Linked DNA regions of Homo sapiens: region 1 is linked to region 2. A link is an interaction called in ENCODE POLR2A ChIA-PET data of the cell type or tissue named here. Cell type or tissue: GM12878. All regions are shown on one strand. Links, peaks and the distances in the headings refer to the core of each region. The heading gives the core; the rest is flanking DNA. Region 1 overlaps EFCAB13 (EF-hand calcium binding domain 13). Region 2 overlaps KPNB1-DT (KPNB1 divergent transcript).

Region 1 (2,919 bases), core at 330-2,829, 240 kb after region 2:
ATAAAGAAGATTTAAACACCAAATTTAGGGTTTTACTAGGTGAACTTTGAATAAGTTCTGTATCATTGCCTTCTAACAGTATTACCATAAAGCTCTTACCAATATAATTGGAAAATTTCTGGGTGTCCCTCAAAGCCCTCATACAGTCTTTAATGTTCACCATGTTATCTTCTGCAAGGAAAAGAGAGAGATGACAAACAAGAACCCCTAGACAAAGTAATACTTAAAGGCTAGTATCAAAATCAGCATATGACTTATATATTTCTCGAACATTTTATTTACAAGGTACTTTTAGATTCATTTTCATCCATTAAGCCTCGCAATAACCCTACAATGTTGTAGGTATACTAAGTTCTGATTCTACCTATAATGGGAACTGAAGTACAAAGAAAGCCCCAGTAACTCTGACCAGTAATTTGGTCAAAGGTGGCAAAGCTAGGATTTCTATTCACAGAACTTGAATTCCTAAGATGTTTTTCATTCGCTAAATCAAGATAGCAATGAGGACAGAGCATTCTAACAAGCCCACTTCCACAAAATCTAGACCCGCTTGTATAGAAGTATTCTCATAACTGCAAAAGAGGAAATTAAGAGGAAAGGCTCCGTTTCAAAGATTACATTTATAGTAACATAAGCAAATACCTATAGACCTTGCACATCTTCTTTACTCCTACAAAAAAAAAACCTGAGAGTAATATTTAAAATGCTTACCAGAAACAAAATCTGATTGAAGAATTTTCTCTACCTCTTCTTTAGGTGACTTAATCCCAACATTTCTTAGAAAGTCTTCCAAGTTCTTCCCAGCTATCATGTCACCTTCCAGCAAATCAGCAGCTAAGACAACTTCCTGTAACTCTATAAATAGAAAAAAAGTTAATTAATAAAAAGCAGTAGCCATCACTCAAGACATTTGTTAGTGGAAATCCATAGTTTATTATTGTATCCTGAACTGAGGAATAAGAAATCTCAGAGAGAAATTCTCCCCTCATAGAATTCTATGGCCAGCAGCACAATGTGCAAAGAGTTCTCTTGATCTATCACGTTTCTCTGGTGCGTTTATAAAATTTGCACAACCAAAATCACTCATATAGCTGAATTTTTCACTGCAATTATACAAAGTAATTATTTTGCTGTGGACCTCTAATGATATCAAATAAAATTAACTCATCAGATATAGGCAAAATAACTTTCAGAATTATGAAAAACGTAAAATATGAGACAAGATTTACAAGGGCTCATTCAGTTTTCCTTTTCAGTTCCACCAGGACCCAATTGTACCCTAGTGTCTGGAATGTTGCTTTATTTCCAGCACTGGTTAAGTCAGACCAGCATTCAAAGTCTGGCTCCAGGATTTGTAACCTGGAACTGTGCAACTGTGAGCAAATTATTACTACTTAATGTCTCGTCTAAAATGGGATAATACTATCTGCCTCACAAGGTTGATGTGGAGAGTAAATATAACAATGTATAAAAAGTACTTAAGATAGCATTAGACATATAATGCCTCAATAAATGTCATATTTATAGAATAAAATTAGTTTTATTATTATTATTAAAGTCAACAGAAACTAGCTGCAAATAGTAATCACAGTTTAAGTCTTATGTCCTGCCTCACTTTCTATTCCTCTAACATCACTGGGATGCAACTACAGATGGCAATCTGAGCTTTGCTGACACCCAGAAAACCTGTATCAGCTCTGCTTTCTTGCCTTAGCACTTGATTTCCTTCAAAAACAGTTTCTTTGCACAACCACCTTGAGTAGAGTCTGCTCATCCTCCCATGCTCCACATACTGTAAGACCAGGAAGCAGAATAGCATTTTCCTGTCTTTCTGCTGCTGCTATCAGGCCATTTTAGTTCCACCTTCAATCAAACCTTATCCCTCTCCCATGAGGCTCAGGCCTGTTATTCAACTATGCCACTCTCCTGACAACAGTATTGATTACTGTCTGATCACTCCTTCACATTCTCTGAGGATTTTGGCACTTTGATCATAATCCTCCTTCTACCTCTCATCCCAATATCATCCAATGATAATAAGGATGAGCCTGGCCTCAGAGCACTTTGACCTCTTAACTTCAAAAGGCCTTTATTTCCTTTCCAAAGTCATCCACACCAATGGCTACCCTTAATCCTTATCATTACCTAGAATTGTCTATTCCACCTCTAAAATCTTAAATTGCAAGGTCAGACACTGACCATATTCCCTTAAAATTACATGTGTAGATACTGAAAGAAGGCATAGAACTTCATACTATGCCTATTCTCTTGGCTCCTCCAAGTTCTTTAACAAATAGTCTAGACAGAGTAAACCAGCTTTATCAGTTAGTAATGAAGGATACATTCTGAAAGCCAAGTTCCTATATGCCAGCCAATGTTTAATCAAAACCAAGTTTCATCTGCGTATAAACATATCAATGCCAACATGTTAACCAGAAATTAGGTGAACACACAGCATTAAAAACAAAAACAAAAGCAAGTCCTTTCAATAAAAGTAAATCTAACCGTTATAAATAATTCAGTACTTACCTTCTAACCTGGCAGCATCACGCATATTCCTTACTACTTTTGCAAATTCTTCAAATTGTACTTTGTCACCTTCTGTGAGAAAAAACACTTTTAATAGACCAACCTCATTACGCAAAAGTCAGATCCAATAAAGCAACCTATAAAAATGTAAACCATTTGATGCACTCCTAAGAATCATATTTCCTTTTCATATTTTTGAATAACCAAAGGATTAATTTTATGGGATTAATAAATATTAAGACTATAGAAGTCAGGCTGATGGCTGGGCGTGGTGGCTCACGCCTGTAATCCCAGCACTTTGGGAGGCTGAGGTGGGTGGACCATGAGGTCAGGAGTTCAAGACCATCCTGACCAATATGGTGAAACCCCATCTCTACTAAAAAATACAAA
Region 2 (2,909 bases), core at 1-2,500:
ATCAGGCTTTTTTTTAGACAGGGTCTTACACTGACCCAAGCCGGAGTACAGTGGCGCAATCTTGGCTCACTGCAGCCTCCACCACCGCTATTCAAGCTGGGACTACAGGCACATGCCACCACACCCAGCTAATTTTTGTAGAGACATGGTCTCACCATGTTGTCCAGGCTGTCTTGAACTCCTGAGCTCAAGCAGTCCACCTGACTCAGCCTCCTAAGTGCTGAGATTACAGGCGTGAGTTACTGCGCCCAGATGCTTTCTTCTTTCTCAGATTATCAAAGAAATATATGTTCCTCACTGTAGGAATTTTGAAAAGGAATTCCGCAGAAACCACCTGCAACCTCAAATTATATCCACCATTAAAATATTGGCATATTTTCCCCAAAATGGTTCTATTTTAAATGGAAACCAAAATATTCCTATGTATCATTTCTTGTTGACTCCAAAAAATGTACTTTTAATGATTTTATTTATTTATTTATTTATTGAGACTGGATCTTGCTCTGTTGCCCAGGCTGAAATGCAATGGCATGATCTTGGCTCACTGCAGCCTCAACCTCCCGGGCTCAAACAGTCCTCCTCCCTTAGCCTCCCAAAAAGCTGGGACTACAGGTGTGAGCCACTGCACCTGGCTAATTTTGTTCATTTTTTTGTAGAGACAGGGTCTCCCTATGTTGCCCAGACAGGTCTTAAACTCCTGGACTCAAGTGATCCTCCTGCCTCTGCCTCCCAAGATGCTGGGATTATAGACATGAGCCACCTTGCTCCGCCCTTTTAAGAATTTTAAATTGACTCAACTCTTTATCAAGTTGCATTGAAAAGATAATATGAATTAAACATATGTGAACTGGCCCCAGTACATTTTCACACTGGTAGTGCAATGCAGAAGTGAAGCCTTTTAACTTTGACTTAACCTTTAAAAAAGGTACCTACTGATAGAATAAGCTAAAAGTTGCAAATCGTTGAAGTATGTCCACTGGGTCCCAAAACTGGAAGTTCACTGAGGCCTGTCTTCCTGGCCAGGTGTCACAGGGAATCCTGTACTCTGGCCCAGGGCTATTCTATCTTTTCTGTTTTTTTTTTTATATGTATAATTGCATAATGCTCTATTTTGATTGTCTGCCTTGTACAATTTGTATGTATGCATGTATCTTTTGTCCTGAGTTAGACTATGACTCAGGGTTTCTCAACCTTGATTATTTTGGACAACATAATTCTTTTTTTTGTGGGTGTTGGGGGGCGGTGGTGGCAGAGAGCAGAGTCTCACTCTTGTTCAGACTGGAGTGCCATGGCGTGATCTTGGCTCACTGTGACCTCTGCCTCCCAGTAGCTGGGTAACCTCCTGAGTAGCTGGGATTACAGGCATGCACCACCACACATGGCTAATTTTTGTATTTTTTGTAGAGACGGGGTTTTGCTGTGTTGCCCAGGCTTGTATCGAACTCCTGGCCTCAAGTGATCCACCCGCTTCGGTTTCCCAAAGTGCTGGGATTATAGGCATGAGCCACTGTGCCTGCCCTCACATAATTACCTTTGGGGAAGCTGTCCTGTTCATTTCAGAATGTTTAGCAGCATTTCTGGCCCCTGCCTACTAAGTTCCACTGGCTCGTCTCCCACCAAGTCATGGTGGGACAATCAAAAATGTCTCCAGATGTTACAGAATAACTCCTAGGAAGGGAGTGAATCCCTGCTAAATCCTCCCCACAATTGAGAACCACATTTATAGCTCCTCAAGGTTAGAAGCCATGTCATATAAATTCCTGTGTTTCCTGCCTAGCACATAGTAAGCATTTTTATTGTCCAAACAATATCATTGCTTCATGAAAATAATAGCTTTTTTTTTTTTTTTTGAGACCGACTTTCGCTCTTGTTTCCCGGGCTGGAGTGCAATGGCACGATCTTGGCTCACCGCAACCTCCGCCTCCTGCGTTCAAGCGGTTCTTCTGCCTCAGCCTCCCGAGTAGCTGAGATTACAGGCATGTGCCACCATGCCCAGCTAATTTTTTTGTGTTTTTAGTAGAGACGCGGTTTCTCCATGTTGGTCAGGCTGGTCTCGAACTCCTGACCTCAGGTGATCCACCTGCCTCGGCCTCCCAAAGTGCTGGGATTACAGGCGTGAGCCACTGCACACGGCCCTTTTTTTTTTTTTTTTTTTTTTTTTGAGACAGCATCTTGCTCTGTCACCCAGGCTGGAGTGCAGTGATGTGATCCCACTGTAGCCTTGAACTTCCCGCTTAAGTGATCCTCCCACCTCAGCCTCCTCAGTAGCTGGGACTACAGGTGTGTGCCACCACACCTGGCTAATTTTTGGGGTGTGTTGGGGGGTATTTTTTGTAGAAATGGGGTTTTGTCATGTTGCCCGGGCTGGTCTCAAACTCCTGGGCTTAAGTGAACCTCCCACCTCCCAAAGTGCTAGTATTATAGGTATGAGCCACTGCACCCAGCCTGATGTTTTTAAAACACTTACTCTTTGTATTGTTCAAGGCTCTTTACATATAGTAACTCATTTAATCCTCCCAGCAACCCTCCAAAATAGGTACTCCTATTGTGCCTTTTTTACAGTCAAGAAACTAAGGCTTGGCCAGGTGCGGTGGCTCATGCCTGTAATCCCAGCACTTTGGGAGGCCGAGGCGGCGAGGCGGGTGGATCATGAGGTCAGGAGTTCAAGACCAGCCTGGCCAAGACGATGAAACCCCGTCTCTACGAGAAAATACAAAAAAATTAGCCGGGCATGGTGGTGGACACCTGTAATCCCAGCTACTCGGGAGGCTGAGGCAGGAGAATTGCTTGAACCAAGGAGGTGGAGGTTGCAGTGAGCCAAGATCGCGCCACTGCACTCCAGCCTGGGCGACAGAACGAGACTCCCTCTCAAAAAAAAGACAAAAAACGAAAAAGGAAACTAAGGCTCA

The links. ChIA-PET counts read pairs that join two places held together with the same protein. Peaks named below come from ENCODE experiments on the same cell type or tissue, not always from the same donor. Only the 100,000 strongest peaks of a DNase experiment are listed, where the experiment ranks them.
Region 1: POLR2A ChIA-PET joins it to region 2 with 7 read pairs; 2 of 35 experiments call an interaction of 5 or more read pairs at or near these places.

What each region holds. Positions count from the first base shown.
Region 1 is chr17:47,401,814-47,404,732 of GRCh38, reverse strand. EFCAB13 (EF-hand calcium binding domain 13) reads right to left here. Exons shown (of 25, transcript NM_152347.5): 18 at 2,530-2,601; 19 at 712-855; 20 at 100-171. Among named protein-coding and RNA genes, the nearest start is that of EFCAB13, 79 kb to the right of the region's middle. In GM12878, for the core only: no CTCF peak of the experiment used is centred there; a DNase peak (open chromatin) is centred at 1,775.
Region 2 is chr17:47,641,596-47,644,504 of GRCh38, reverse strand. The region is part of intron 1 of KPNB1-DT (KPNB1 divergent transcript); the gene reads left to right. Among named protein-coding and RNA genes, the nearest start is that of KPNB1-DT, 6.4 kb to the left of the region's middle. In GM12878, for the core only: no CTCF peak of the experiment used is centred there; no DNase peak of the experiment used is centred there.